2 separate regions of the Homo sapiens genome follow, and region 1 is linked to region 2. Evidence: read pairs that join two places in POLR2A ChIA-PET (ENCODE). Cell type or tissue: PC-9. All regions are shown on one strand. Each heading gives the region's core, and the rest is flanking DNA. Links, peaks and the distances in the headings are about the cores only.

The links. ChIA-PET counts read pairs that join two places held together with the same protein. Peaks named below come from ENCODE experiments on the same cell type or tissue, not always from the same donor. Only the 100,000 strongest peaks of a DNase experiment are listed, where the experiment ranks them.
Region 1: POLR2A ChIA-PET joins it to region 2 with 5 read pairs; 4 of 35 experiments call an interaction of 5 or more read pairs at or near these places.

What each region holds. Positions count from the first base shown.
Region 1 is chr1:208,251,629-208,259,578 of GRCh38, forward strand. LOC105372889 (a long non-coding RNA gene) reads left to right here and starts at 1,114. Exons shown (of 6, transcript XR_922509.2): 1 at 1,114-1,199; 2 at 1,501-1,554; 3 at 2,869-2,993. In PC-9, for the core only: no CTCF peak of the experiment used is centred there; a DNase peak (open chromatin) is centred at 3,393.
Region 2 is chr1:207,820,008-207,827,957 of GRCh38, forward strand. MIR29B2CHG (MIR29B2 and MIR29C host gene) reads right to left here and starts at 2,696. Exons shown (of 6, transcript NR_135299.1): 1 at 2,197-2,696. It overlaps LOC148696 (a long non-coding RNA gene), which reads left to right. Exons shown (of 1, transcript NR_026817.1): 1 at 1-2,589. RefSeq lists enhancers at 2,387-2,566, 4,337-4,386, 5,933-6,052 and a silencer at 2,707-2,886. In PC-9, for the core only: CTCF peaks have their summits at 4,062 and 4,263; DNase peaks (open chromatin) are centred at 3,394 and 4,064; H3K4me3 peaks cover 1,089 bases; H3K27ac peaks cover 1,847 bases.

The sequences.
Region 1 (7,950 bases), core at 2,416-4,915, 430 kb after region 2:
TGCCGGGGATTATGAGTGCTATATGGGACAGAAAAGAAAGATCAGCAAAAGCAGTTCTCTTTTTCCATCATTCCCTTCTGGCTTTCCTCCTCTTTCTCTCTGGGGCTGCAGCACTGATTTTCTGGAATGGCTTCTTTTGACTTAGAATCAATCAGTGCTGGTAGGATGAAGGCTGCTGTCTCCATTAACAACAGCAACAACAGAACTAAAAAAAAACTCCACCTTGGGAGTCGGGAGACCTGGGTTTGATTCCTGACTCTGCACTCCCTGGCAGTGTGACATCACATAGGTCACCTTCCCTCCTCTGGCCTTGGTTTCCCCACCTGTAAAAAGCAGGAATTAGCTTTGATGCACCCTCTACTCCCCAGCACAACCGCCAGCTTGCTATGCTGCCGCCCTTCCAACTCTCTCCTTGGAGAACGGTGGAAGGATGTTGACGCCAAAAAAAAAAAAAAAAAAAAAAAAAGGCTTCTTTTAATGCCTAAGAAACTCACTGCCTAAAAAATCAACGAGGGAGTGCAATCCAGGGACAGAGCTGAGAAATAGGATTTTGCCTTTGAATTATCCCAAGTCGGATGATTTCTCTCTCTGCCTGTCTTTGATAAACGCTCCCATTCAGGGCTCTGGTGTTATGAATCTTTCTGAGTCATGGGTGGCTATAGCCCCTTCGATCCATTCAGCTGACAATATTTCCTGACGTTTCAAAGGCCAAGAGCATAGGACAATCCCGTAGTGTCTCTTTACCTTCTCTCTTCTTCCCCATCCCTCAAGCTCCAGCCTCCACTTTTTCCTGTGGAATTCCTACTTTGGCATTGTTGCACAAGGTCGTGATATGACAGCAAACCCAGCCTTGGCGATTGCCCAGGGTGCGGGAGCCCCAGCTCCTGGTCTCCTGGAGAAGCCGGCAGAAAGCCTTCTGTGGTCTCTCCAGGACATCACCCACCCCTGGTGGAATGACAGGGAAGTTTCCTGGCTTCAGAAAAGCAGGGCAACCTGGCAGCCGCCCCCTCCTCTGCAGTTATCAGTGTGGTTAATAATTATTACCCTGTGTTAATCACGACAGCGGAAGAGTAGCAGGCCGTTATTTCGAAATGATCGGCTCCAGTCAATGACTACTTATGACAGCAAAAGGGAAACATCAGCTCCGGGGAGCCCCCATGTAAATGGGGAGTTGAAAGAAAGATCAGGAATAATGGAACGTGTGTTTAGTTCCATTTTCCTCCCTAAAAGGGCCCTGTCAGAGTAATTTCCCCTTCCATGTACTATACCTCTCCATTATTTACAATATCTTCTTGGGGGAATAAAACAACGCAGAACCGCTCCTCCTCATCTCCCACCCCCTGCCTCACCCTCCCCTCTCCCCACCCCCATCAATTGTGTCTCTTTCTGGAGTTTGGCAAACACAGCTACTTTCTCCTGCTGTGCTTTCAGTGGAGCTGAAATGACTGTGGCTCTAGTTATTTTTTTCCCTTAATCATTCTTTTTCTTTCTTTTTTGCAGGAGAACATTTTCACGAAGCACAATCACAGAAGAACAGAATGTCCTGATGTTTGGGTGAGCAGCATGCATTTCTTTTCTTTTTTTTCTTCCCCTTGAATAAAAATTACACTCCACAACCATAATATCAGAGGGCTAAAGGCCATCTTTCAAACTTTCTCATAATCTTGCGCTACCCTCTGTGCTCAATCTTATTTCTGACAGCCCCCTCCCTACCACCCCGGGGTGTAGTGGTTCCTTGAAGATACTAAGTTCATTTCACTCCCCTGAATCTACGCTCATGTTAATCTTACAGTCTGGAATGTGGCATTCCCCTGCCTCACTTCCCACAGTCATCCAATGCCTGAACAATCTTTAGGACCTTCTCAAGGTCCATCTCTTTTAAGATGCCATGGCGCTTTCTGTTTATACAGAATTTTAAGGATTTGTACACTAGCTTCTTTTCATTGTGAACTTGTAACAGATAAGTCATTTAATAAATATATGTTGAAATATTTTCACTAGTGGTATCTGCTTTTTCAAAAGAAACTCATTTCAGAAATGAGAGAAGCAAGGATACTCAGAGAGCATAAGTGACTTGTAGATCACATGTCCAGGAAATGGCAGAGAAGTTACTGGAACCCAGGTGTTTTAATTTCAAGTCCAGCATTCTTTCTCCTCTGCTGCATTCTGACTGCAATTCCCTCTGACCTCTCCTTTTGCTAATCAGTGTGCTTAATTTGGGCACTTTGCTTTCTTTCTTTTTTTCTTTTCTTTTTTTTTTTTTTGAGACAGAGTCTCATGCTGTCGCCCAGGCTGGAGTGCAGTGGCGCGATCTCAGCTCACTGCAACCTCCGCCTTCCAGGTTCAAGCGATTCTCCTGCCTCAGCCTCCCAAGCAGCTGGGACCACAGGTGCCCACCACCACGCCTGGCTAATTTTTGTAATTTTAGTAGAGATGGGTTTTCACCATATTGGCCAGGCTGGTCTTGAACTCCTGACCTTATGATCTGCCCACCTCAGCCTCCCAAAGTACTAGGATTACAGGCGTGAGCCATTGCACCCCACCGGGGCACTTCACCTTCATCTTTCCCACTAGATTGCAAATTCCTTAAAGGCAAGGGCTATGCCTTATGTTTCTCTTGCACCTTCCATCTGAAGTGAAAGTTTTGTATTAATTCCCTATAGCCATTGCCCATCCCAACTTTTCTTCTCTCTGTCAAGACTGGCACACCATCATGGAGTCACACTTTGGAAGATCTTTGTTCTGATGCTGGGACCCCTGTGGGCCTGGGATGGAAAACACCCATGATCTCTGTTTCTCTCTAAGGCTGACACCAGGACCCATCCAGTTCTGCTCCACTAATCTGGATCCCTCTTTCATACACAGAAGCTGACCACAGGGAATGTCAGGATGCCAAAAATCTCCTTTGGGACATTAGATATGCCTTGAATTTCACCACTACAAGTTCTACCATCAGGGAAAACCACTAACATCTCTGGCCCTGTTTAAACAAGGTACTATCTTCTCTTTCCTTTTGACTGATGAGCTCAGAAAAGACCCTATGATAAAGGAATGTGCCAAATTGCTCTGCAGTTTCTATATGTACCTCATCCCAGGACCTATGAATCACCTCTGTGCTTTTGATGAGCTTTAAAGTCCAACGAATGCTAACTTCTCTTAATGTCATAATTACATTTAACAGTTAATATTAATAATGAATGTGGTCATGTGTATAGCAAGTTGTCATTGACAAAGTTTTCATGTACATTAGAAGCAGGTAGATACATACTAAGAAGACTGCCGGGTTCCATTGCTATTGCTAAGAGCACAGATTTCAGAGTGGGTTTGATTCCTGGCTCCAGGGCTCATTCCACTGTGGTTTCAGCAAAGTTGCTTAACCTCTATCTAATGTCAGTCTCCTCAATGGTAAAATGGGAAAAGAATGTGAACATCATAGAGTTGTTATGAGAATTAAATGAGAGGCTTGTAAACCACAGTGTCTGGCACAAGAAAAACTGCTACTTACAGGACAGTTTCTCTGTGACAGTCATTGTTCTGTCACTAACTGGTGATGTGGCTTTGGGAAATCAGACAGCCTTATTTTCCTCCTCTGGAAAGCAAGAAGCATGGCATCCTGGTATATTTTGGTTTTCAGGCCAACACATTAAAATAGGTAGTCACAGTTTTGATCCCTGCCATAGGCACTATTGTAATTTCCATATATTTGCTCATAATAGTTATTAAATCCTTGGTTCCAGTTTTGGACCTGACCTGAAACAATGCACAATGATTGCTAGAACACAACCTCTGACTCCCAATCCTAACAAAAAATGATGTATTCCTTTCCCTTACTCTGCAAATCTTAGAAAGCAGTGTAATTGTCTCTATTTTCTTTTTTCTTTTTCTTTTTTTTTTTTTTTTTTAGACGGAGCCTCACTCTGTGGCCAGGCTGGAGTGCAGTGGCATGATCTTGGCTCACTGCAACCTCCAACTCTGTGGTTGAAGCAATTCTCCTACCTCAGCCTCCCAAGCAGCTGGGATTACAGGCGCACGCCACCAAGCCCAGCTAATTTTTGTATTTTTAGTAGAGATGGGGTTTAACCATGTTGGCCAGGACGGTCTCGATCTCTTGACCTCGTGATCTGCCCACCTCAGCCTCCCAAAGTGCTGGGATTACAGGCATGAGCCACCGTGCCAGGCCAATTGTCTCTATTTTCAAATGTGGAAACTGAGGCTTAGGAGAGTAAGTGCCTTGTGCAAGGTGATGCAGCTGATATATGATGGATCCAGGGTTGAAACAAGACCTATTGATTCCTAGTCCCATGCACCATTCATGAAGATGCAGGGCTTCTTCTACAAGTCTCTGGATGATTTCTTGTCCTCTGTGCAGATTCCATCTTGGTTTTTGACCCTGGTTTCTAGAGAAGGGAGCACTGCTGTCCACCCCTGGGAACAACAGCATTGCCTCAGAACCATCCCTCTCAGGCAATTCAGTGGAGGAGGACACAGTGACCTTGAGGCTGAGTCCACTCCACTTTGTCTCCCCTTCTGCTCCTCCCAGACTGCCCTGGGAGATCTTGCCTTTAATGGCATTAGTATGTGCCTTCTGCAATGCTGATTAAATTATCTAATTGTTTGGAATTGGATGGAGCTCCTGAGTCAGGAATGCCACTTGACAACCCTGGGGACTGGGGTCTGGTTTCTGCCTCAGGAGCCAGCACAAAGTGTGCAATTATTCTTCATGGGGGTAGGAGAAGGCAGCACACATGCAAAGAACCAGTACCCTTCTTGAGGAGGGGAGGGTCCGGTTGGGACTCTGCCTCAAGGGCCTACAATGGCTTTCATTCCTCTCTACTTCTCATTCACAGCCACACTTCTCTCTGTCACGATAGGACAGTGTGGGGATCAGTCTAAAAAGATGTTTCTGTATGAACTCCCAAAAAAGGAACCCTCACCAATTTAGGACTATAGCTTATCATAGTTGGAAAAAACCTTCAGGCCATTTAGTCTTACCCTCAGTTTTAGTTTCCGAGGTTGCATACCAAATGACCACAAACTGGGTAACTTAAAACAATAGTTTTTGCTCTCATAGTGCCGGAGGCCAGAAGTCAGAAATCACGGTTTCAGCAGGGCCAGGCTTCTTTTGAAAGCTCTAGGGAGAAATCTTTCCTTGCCTCTTCCAGCTTCTGGTGGTTGTCCGCAATCCTTGGCATTCCTTGCCTGGAGCTGTTTCACTCCAATTGGTACCTTTGTCCTCATATGGCCATGGCCATCTTCCGTGTGCGTGTGTGTGTGTGTGTGTGTGTGTGTGTTCACATGGTCTTCTCATAAAGACACCGGTCATTGGATTTAGGGCTCACTCAAATCCAGTATAACCTCATCTTAACTTGGTTATGTCTGCAAAGACCCTATTTCCAAATAAAGTCACATGCAGGGGTACCAGGAGTTAGATTTGAACATATGTAACTTTTCGGAGAACACGATTCAACTCCACTCCACCCTCTGTAAGAATATCTTCTACATCAACTCAGCAAGTCGTCATTCTTTATTTCCTTGGATCCATCCGATAACAGGACATTCACCACCTTATAACTTTTAAAGGGTCTAGAATATATTACCAATAACCTTGAATACTGTCATAGTTTTAAAATCCTCTTAGCAAGAAGATTCTTAAATTCTAGACTAAGTTTTTCTTATGAACCTTCATCCAGTGAAAGCAATGATTTCTCCGAAAGCCTTGGGCAAAAGGCTTTTTTCTACCACTGACCTCTTTTCTGATGGCAATACAGTGAGCAGCTGGGAGGCTCCCGTTCCCCATTGCAGTTTTGTGTGCATCCCAGTGAGAGAAAGAGACCCAGCATTATCACAATAAAATACTTATGATTAGCATCCCTATAGGACTCTTTGCCTTCAAAGCCTTTCAGTCCCCTTCTTTGGCACACATTCAAGCATGTTTGCCCACCCCCTTGGGTTTCCTTCCTCCCTCATAACCTTGGCCTTCTGACCTGAATAGTTTTTTGCCCTGCTTCACACTGTGGAAGCCAGGGAGACCAGAGTGAGCCGCAGAGAGTGCACTGAGACAGGCAATTGTGTGTGTGTGTGTGTGTGTGCGTGCACATGTGTGTGTGCGTGCACACGCGTGCACAGTGCCTATGATTAAAAGGGTCTGTTGGGTTTAATGGATGCATTTGATTACCATGATGACTCCCTCCCTGGAGCTTTCCAAAACAGCCAGATGTACCAGGAGGACCACCTCCAGTTTTTGCCTTTGGTTCAAACTGTGGGCAGGGGCACAGGGAATGGTGAGGATTATGTGGACCTGCACAATGGAAGAAAAACTTAAGCCTTATTTCTATAGAACCCAACTGCCATCTCTTTCCACCAGGACACCAATTAAAGGATCTCTAGCCTATCGAGTCCTGGGGATAAAAGTGAAAAGAGTGAAAAGGCAGACTTGGAGGAAGCCAACAGTGCTGCTACTCCTGGGGACCCCCTGCCCCCAGCCTTCCCATCCACCCACTGCCTCCTTTCACTGCTAGATGGATGATCAAGAAAAATCAAATGAGAGAGCTCATTTAAAGTTGTTGTTGTAGGAGGAGATAATCTTTTCTTAGCCCACTCCCTGCTCTCTTTTCAACTTGCACTGGGTGTAATGTCCTGGACCCAGGTCTGGGGATGGCCATTGCCACTAAAGCTTAGGCAAGCGGAGTTGAGTCTGATTCTTGCCTTCTACATAGCTGCAGAGATGTGATATTAGGCTGTTTGGCTGCGATTAGATGCCAGCAACTCTAACTTGGCTTCATTCTTACCACAAGGCTTCAGTGCACTGACTATCAGCTCTGATGACATGAGAATAGGTGAGACTGTCACTGCTGCAGCACAGGAAGTGAAAAGCCTGATTGGTCAGGGAGGCAGGTGACTTTGAGTCTAGTCCTTTAACTGCTGCCTTTAACTGTCTTTCTGAGTCAGGCCACACTTTTCTCACCTTAGGGATTCAGGAAAATCCCCAAGTTTCCTTCTGGCTCTAAAGTCCTGCCTGTGGGTGGAGAAAGTGCCCTTAGAGAGATCGGAAGATTGGTGTCATCTCTGCTCCAGGGTGATCTTAGGATTGGGAAAGGGAAGCAGCTGCTTTTCTAATGGTGGACAGCACTCCAGACCAGAGGGTCACAAAGCTGGGTTCATCCCAAGTATTGACCAACTGTTTGACCTTGAAAATGTAGTTAACCTTTATATGCGACCAATTCTCTTTCAAAAGCAGAAACCACACCCTCCACAGTTCTTAAGTTTTCTCTGAAGAAAACCATCAGGATAAATAAAATGATAAGCTAAATTTTCCTTTGGACTGTGCTAGCAGCATTGCACCATCTCAAGCAGCAGAGGGGAGAATCTATTTAGAAACATCCACTGAAAGCGCCTGTGCTCTATCAGTACATTTATACTGAGTGGCTATGATTTTGATCAATGGTGCTCAAACTGGCTGCATAATAGAAGCATGCTTTATCATTTAATTCGGATTCTTGTTGATCACTTTTGAAGATTTACTGAGTTTTGGGTATAATTTGGCAACCTGTATTTTTAACAAATCTGAAAAAGCTGTAAAGGTAATTTGGATGCTTATCCAGGGCTGAGAGACACTGATTTATGCATTTAATTTAGCAAATTTTCATTGAGGCTGTGGCTGCGTGGAATGTAAAGCTGTGTAAGGGTTGGTCTGGTTTCGGCTTTCTAGGAAATCCTAGTAATTTTTGCTACCAAAGGAGGCAGGCATGAATGCAATGAATTGTAATCGGGTAAGACTCAGGCACCAATAACTACAACAGAGGAGTGAACAATCAGAATGGAGGGTAACTATGAACAATTAGTGTGTCCATTCCAGTATATTGTCAGGCAGGGTACACCTCTGGCTGTAATCAGTTTGATGAGTACTCCATTCATGGTGGTGATGCCTCAGAGGAGCAACACTGGAACTGA
Region 2 (7,950 bases), core at 3,003-5,502:
CTGAGGGACCCAGACCATGGACACAAGATTGACCACCCAAACTCCCTCAGAGCATTAGGGACTTACAAAATTCCTTAAATAGACAAATTTTGGGGATCTACTTCATAACAGCCATCTTGTAAACACCAGTAATTCAGAGAGGAAAAATGTAAAGGCTTTGGAAGACCAGGGCTCTAGTCATGACCAGGCCACTTACTAGACATGGGATGCTCCCCACAGGGCTGTGGAAAGGAGTAAATGAAGTAACTGCAGGGAAAGTGTATAACATGGTATCTGTCAAACAGAAGGCACCAAATAGGTATTTGTTTTCCTTCTCCTTTCTCTAGCCTCCCTCCTGGAGCTCCCAATCTGATAGGTGACATAAGACTTATACACAAATAATCATAACACAACAAAAGTACCATAAAAAGGGACAGACTGTATGGAAGTTTGGCTGAAAGGGCAGGGGTGGTTATGAGAACTGCTTCTTGCCAAGGAAATCAGGAGAGGTCCACGGAGAAAGTGAGACTGCCACAGGTGGATGCAGAGGAGAAGAGGCATGGAAAACATCACTGGTGAAAACAGATAGGAAAAGGAAGTTGCCTGGTTTTGTTGGAACCTATGGTCCACCAAAAGAAACTGAGAGAGGTAAGACTGTACAGGAAACCTAAGGCCAGTTACGGCCAGCATTGAGCATCACGCTAAAGGGAAGGAATTTTACTCTGGGAATTATGAGAAACCATTTTAAGTTTCTGAGCAAGAAAGACAAGATGGCCGCTGCACGCAGAAGGGCCTGGAGAGAGGGGGAACGGGCAGCGGGGAGCCTCACAAGAGGACTACAGCTGGAACCATGGCACTGGCAGGGGGCATGGAGGAGAAAGAGAAGAAAAACAGTAAGCAGGCAGGACCATCCGAACAGATCCTCAAAGCTGCCATGGACCTCACTTCCCTGTCCCCACAGGGAGGCTGCTGGAGACAGAGCCTATTTGGGGAACACAAACCACGGGTCTGACACGTCTGAGATGAGCTGCCGAGCCTCTGCCTCCACTCTCATTCAGACACTCAGCTTTTCCGAACTACTCCAAGCACCAGGCTGATGAGGACATGGGAAACCCACGCTCTGGCAAAGCCGGGCCCAGGTGTTGAACCCCTACCCAGACGCCTTCCACCTGAATCCCCACCCAGGACTGTGTCCAAGGGTGGGACTAGGCGGCTCTGCCCCTAGAGCCACCTTCATTGCGGCAGCCACCACTGTGCCTGCCTCTGCTGTGCTTTTGCCCCCCCTTCCCCTCCTCCGTCATAGCCCCCGCCCCCCGCCCACTCTGCGGAACTGGCACAGCAGGACAGAAAAACCAACGCCACCATGTCGGAGACCAGCAGAAATGGCTCCAAAATGGCAGCTCATCAGAGGAGTCCAGAAAGATCATAAACCCACCCAGGGAAAAGAGGGGAAGCCAGTGACAAGGGGAGTAAACTGTCAAAACTACCTCCCAACCAAGCCCCCGATAATCATCACATCTTTTCCTTCAGAAACATCCTCTCAAAAATCAGATGGGACATGAGTGAAAGAAGGGTGCCACCCCCTCCACCAGAGAGGCCCTAGGGGCCATAGGTGGTATGGGGCACTCAGAAGGATGTTCTGTAGCCTCTTCCCCAAGATGAGGCTAGAAAACCACCACTTTTGTCCTCAAGCTTGGCTCCTGCCAGTAACTAGACAAGAGTTAGCCCTCCCAGGGATTGCAGTCCTTCACTGCTACCCAGTCAGACCCTCCCCAGCTCTATGGGCCCTGGGGAGCAAGAAGGTAGGGTTGCAAGGAAGGGCCGAGAAGGCGCGTGCCATGCCCTCAGTTATGTAATAAGAAGGGCGGTGCTCGTCCTAGGCCAGAGACCCAGGGCGCACTGCGCTTCCAGATGCGCAGTCACGGGTGGGGGCCACTGCGCATGGCGCAGGGCTTGGTAAACCCCCTCCCCACAAACGTGAGACCTGCGACAAAGACAGGTTAGAGAGCCGGGACCCTGATTTTTCGAGGCCTCCCTCCCCCAACCAAAGGCGGACAGCCTGCTGCCCTAGTTTTATTCTGATTCTCCTCATTCCCTAGACTGACAAACCTTTCTAACCCGGGGCCTCCAAACCTCCCGTCTCCCACTGACTTTTCTGGAAATCCCACCAGATGCGGAGTTTCGAGCAATTTCCTGGGGTCAGTCCCCCATCCTCACCTTTCCAAGCACCACGTAGTAGTAGCTTCCAGAAGGTAGATCTTTCCCATACTGGGCTCAGCTCACAACTGGCTCTTGAGGGCCTCTGGACAGCCCCGGACGTCAATGCAAATCTGTTGTCCCCAGGGAGTAGCCCAGAGTCAGCAGGAAGCCCAGGGTGGTGGCAGTATCAGCAGCAGCAGCTCTGCCCTACCTTGCCCATGCGTTTCCAGGGGAGCCAAGAATTATTTTGCCGCAACACTGAGGTGTGGCTGATTGGAAAATTCCCTTTTCCAACACCAAACTACAGAATAAATATTTTCTTCCAATTTGGTCAACCCTCTGCATACCCATCTCCCTAGCATTCTTCCCTCTAAATAAAAAGTTTTGGGAGCCCTGAGCTCTTCCTCCTTATAGTGCGTGAAATTTTAAAAGGCATAGGAAGAGGCTTCAACTGGGCAGTCAAAAGCAGGCATAGACACAGGAGCCTACGCACACCCCTAAAGAGATTTTAGAAAGCTGCTGGGCTTCTCCCCGCTCCCCTTTAAGCAAGTGAAATGCAAATTCAGATTTGATACCCTGCCCTGAGCCAATCAAAAAAAGCTTTTCACCTGCCATTGGCCCACCCACCAATCAGAGGAAGTGTCTGGAGGGAGAGCCCTCCCCTGGCCAATGGAAGGCCAGCTCAGTCACTTAGTTAATGATGCAGCAGTACAGGGAAGGCCATCACATGTGAACTGGAAGGGAGCCAACATGGAGACACAGAGAGCGCAAGGTAAACAACTTTCCAACGCCAAAAGGATGACATTTAATCTCTAAATGCTAGCTTCCCTTCTTAGCTCATCCTTAACCCCTCTCAGCTGGCCACAGAGACCCCAGGAGCCTCACTACCTGTCCCCATAGAGCTCCTAACCAGATGCAACAGTGACTGCGTCACCATTCCCCACTTTTCCCAACTACGCAGTGACAAACCTACCAGCTTTACCCCACTTCTCCCAGCCCACACCCCACCCTGGCCACTCGGCTCCCCACCAGCCTCAGAATCCCAGGGCCAGACCTTTCAATAAGGCAACCCCTGGGAAAAAACTGTCCCTCTGTCTTCCTTTCGGCACTTCTCACTCCCTTACCTTCCACATAAGACCTGCACGGACAGACAGATGGACGCTGACACCCAAACAACTTGGAGAACCAGTCTGTCTGTCCACTAGAAGGAAATAGGGTAAAAGCTGGGAGGTCAGGTGGGAAGCAGGGGATGGTTCACTCCTCTCACCTCTACCCTGGTCAGGCTTGAGCAGCTGACACTAGGGAAAAGAAATTAAAGTGGGAAAAAACCCTCCCTCAGAGAAATAAATAGCAAAAATCGAGAAAGAAGGTGAGAAAGACAGAGCACCCACATACACAGAGACAGCGCCCCTGATCCCAGCAAATACATACGTGGGGGAAGAAGGGGGTTACGCCATCAAGTCCTGAAGCCCGTCGGACCACCCATCGCCGCCTGCGCAGACCCAAATCTTGGTCCCGCCGTAAGGTGCCGCAGTCCCGAATGTTCCAGAATTTGGTCCCATCAAACCCTCCACCGTCGCCCCACAACCTCTTGCTCCCACCCCTGCCCCCCACCACCACCCCACCTCCTCCCCACGGGAACCGCCCGTGCCACCTTGCGTGTCATCTCCTAGCCTAGGCTACCCAGAGGCCTCTGGCCCTGACAGATCTCTGAACGCTCAGCAAGTGAGCTGGCAGAACCTGGTGCCCGGTGTTGCTATGACTTGTTTCTTGATTTCTCTCTCTCTCTCTGCTGCAGCACGGCTGTTGCTAGCAGACCTATCGACGGAGCTTGCTTGCTCGCTCGCTCTCTCACTCTCTCTCTCTCTCTCTCTCTCTCTCTCTCTCTCAGCTCTGTGACGCAGATCTAAATTCTCCAGTCTGCTCCTTGTGTTGCAAGAGCAGAACTGCAGCTTTTCCCCTGGAGAGCCGGAGGGCAGTGCCAAGGCTGGTCAAACAAGGCAAAAAAAGTTGGGCCTACACTCTGCTTCCTTGGCCACACTTTTCAGCTCACACCCTCCCACCTCACCCCTCCTGCACCTCACTGCTCTGGGGCATAGAGGTCCCTGTCCTTTCAGGCTCACTCCTTCCCTGAGGCCTTCTCAGGCATAAGAGTAGCTTAACTCTTTGAGTGGCAGCCCCCAGTGCCCAGACAGGGCTGCCCTGTACTAAATGTTGCAACATGTTTTCTTGAGCCATATGGGCTTCTCCAGCCCTGAGAAAAAATGTTCCTCACCCTGACCACTGTCCCATTAACTCTTTGTGCCACAGACAAGTCCAGGATTACAGTCATAGCTGATTTCTGTTGTTTTTTGCCTTTTTGGCCAAAAACCAGGACCTTTTTCTCCCTGGAATTTCTTAAGGACAAAAAGCGTAATTAAAACATTGCCTGCCTACCCCACACATGAGATCCTTCTATCAGGGCAGGAATTTGAAAAACCAAATTGAACTGCAGCCTGAAGAATCCAGAGTAAAACCAGTCTGGATATCCATCCTTCCTGGGCTCAAAATTTTAGGGCCTAGGTAAATACGTTCAATTACTTTTCAAGTAATTGGCCACACAGTCTCAGAGATTTGGGTTGCTGAGTCATTTGTTCCCAAGAAGATCTGACAACATGAAAAACAGCAAAACAGAGCAACAGCCAAGCCTGGACCTGAAGTGGCCAATGACTGGGTTCTCCTCTCCAGCATGGGCAGTCAAGCAAGATGAGCATCCACGAGCCGACCCCCAACCCCTCCACAATGTTCATGCATGGATGTCCACACTCCTGGAAACTCTTCCAGGAAGGGGTGGTCCACCAATGATCTAGAGATGGAGTGGGGTTGTTTTTGGATACTCACAGGTCTCCACTACAGCAAGCAAAGAGCCCCCAACATTTTCCTGCCCCTCCCCCCAGACGCAAAAATGCTTCCAAGAACAACTGAGATACTAAATCACTAGACCCTACATACCCAGATAGACCAAGGGAGTGTTGGGTTCCCACACTGCTACATCCAAAGAATGCAGAAAGGTTCCCGACAACCAGTTGTACCATATGAGCCTAGACTTGACCAGAAGTGAGTGAGATATTCAGGTCCTGGGTCAGGTAACTTATGAAGTCTATGACATCAAGAACCTTGCAACTTCCAGGAAGATGAATGAGAATGCGAGGCCAGGCAGCTACCTTATCCCATATCTGCTTCCCAGGCAGCCTTCTTCAAGCAACTACTCTGGGCCAAAGTTTCATCCGGCAGAAAGAAGGACCACTTGGAAGACAAGCATGGCACTACACAGTTTTAAAAGAAGACCAGAGTATCTGTGCCAGGCTCCCAGCAGGGGGGAAAGTGCTTCAAATTCACACCTTCTGGGCTCCAAGGTTGAGCATGCCAATAAAGAAGTTACCTACTGGTCTGATGACCAAAGGAACGTGGCCTTGATGGCACTAAAGCAAGTCCCCCAGAAAGGTCCTCTGGTTACTTAAATCCCATTTGCCGTAGTTTCCTTCTCCATGGAAGAAAAACATGCCTAAGTTCATGTCAGGACATTCCTGATTTATCCAAGAGCCCAGGATCAAATAAACAAAGGGCTCTGAGCTCTGCCAGGGAGCCTCCTCCTTCAGGAGGCAGAACTAGAGGGAAGTAGGCTTGGTACAGAGCTGGCCCATCACCCCATGAACTTGGTGAGTGACGTGGCTGCTCACTGCCATGGCGATGGGGATGTTACGGGTGGGTGGAAGTGAGAGAAGAGGCAAATAAGTCATGAGAGACGAAGCGAAAGCGAGGCAGGGTCACAGGAGGAACCTACAAAGCCACAGAATTTGTACAGAGGCCGACTGTAGTCTATGACCGCAGCAAAACTAAGCTGAGTCCCTGCAAAGATAAGTCCCCATCTCAGGGGTGCGGCATGAACCAACTATGACTCGCAAAAACCTATGACAACACTACGTTCAGCAAGGCTTTGTTTCCTTTCATTTTCCCTCTAAATCTTTTCCTTCCCATGACCCCGTTGGTACGGCTTTGATGACTGGAAGAACACTAGGGTTTTCGGTTTTGCTCCGGTTTGAATAAAATGACACAGACATACATGGAGTGGTTTTAAAGAGTGGAGAATTTAATAGGCAAGAAAGAAGGAAGAGGCTTTTCCTGTACAGAGACAGAGGGGGGCTTTAAGCCGAAAGAGGGAACCTTGAGTGCGGTGGAAAACAGCCAGTTATATGAGGAGGCTGGAGGAGGCAGGATTAAAACAGTCATTTTAGGTACCTCTGCCCAATTCTAGGTCTTCCTTCTATTAACCTGATTCTACAAGGCACCAAGAACAAAAAAACCCGAATGGGATGACCAGGAAGCAGAAATGAATTCAGTTCCAAAAACATGGGAGGATGTTTACTTAGCAAGCACGCTCGAGCCTACAAGGAAGCAGTTTTACAGGGTGCTGCATGCAGTGTTTGATTTCAGGGGGTAAAGATAACTTCAGAGTGGGGAAAAGGTGCTGGCTCCTTCTACTCACCCTCAGAGGCTTGGGGAGGCCAGGCCAGCACAAACTTGAAAAGGCAAGGCTTCAGCTCAAGCCCAACAGGTTGCCGGCTCTCTTTGGCTCCTCGGCAGCTACCGGACTCAGGAACTAAACAAACTCTCCAGACTTCATGAGCATTCCGTGGCCTCCGACTGATCTGGGTCAAAACTTCGAAATGCCAAAGACAAAGAATTTTTTTCTTTAAAGGGGAATGAGCTGAACTTTGACCCGCCCTTGTTCAGGGTGTGGAATGCAAGCACTGTGTACCGGCCACAAACTCCAGTTCGGCAGGCAACAGCCAGAAAAGCAGTCTTCATGCCGGCTTCATGCCGGCCTCCCTGTCCTGTTTCCTCTTTAGGGCCAACTCGACGGGGTCTAGGTCTTTACCTCGCTCTCCAGACAGGGAAGCTGTGCAGAGGACACATTCCAATCTCTGTTATCTAGAGCTAGAGTGGATGTTCTAGATAAATCTGGCAGCGATCTGGTCTCAGGTGGAACTGACAGGCCCAGTCCACAGCAAGATGGCATTTCTGTTCACTCCCTGGGAGCTGGTGGACAACAGGCGCTTGGTTACCACCTGAGGTAAATCATTTATTAAGTACCTACTAAGTGCTAAGCCAAGATACAGCACAGGAAAAGCATCAGAAACAGTCCATCATGGAGAACACACACATTCCAGCTGAGGCTAAGTATTCCCAAATTTGCATTGCTGATATTTAAAACATCTGCTTACTTTAAAAGCTGAGATCCACTTTTGCAATGAAATAATATCAAACATACTGCTTGGTTCCCAGGCTAGCTCACAAAAGCCCATTTTATCCACTCCAGGAAGTCATCAACTCCAGTGTCTTCAGGGGCCATGCAGGTAATGAAGGAGTACAGTGGCCTGGGGAGGGGATGTGCCCAGTGGAAGGACCGTGCCACTCCTGATGGGCCACCCTCCTGGCTCTGCCTGCTGGGGACCATCTGGGAACAGAGACCCAAAGAGTCCAGATCATCCAGGTTTTCAGGGCAAGGCGGAAAACTAGCTTTATGTTAAACTCCTGATTTTTTTTTTAACACTGTCCAGATATTTTAATGGTCAGAACATACCTATAGAGCTTCCAGTTTGTTCTCCTGGTTGTAATGTGTCTAAAATACAATACGTTTGTAATAAAAAAAAAAAAAAAAAAGAGCAAGCATTGCCAGAGTGAGGAATTAAATAAAATAAAGAACATACCCAAAGAGGAAAACTTTACCTC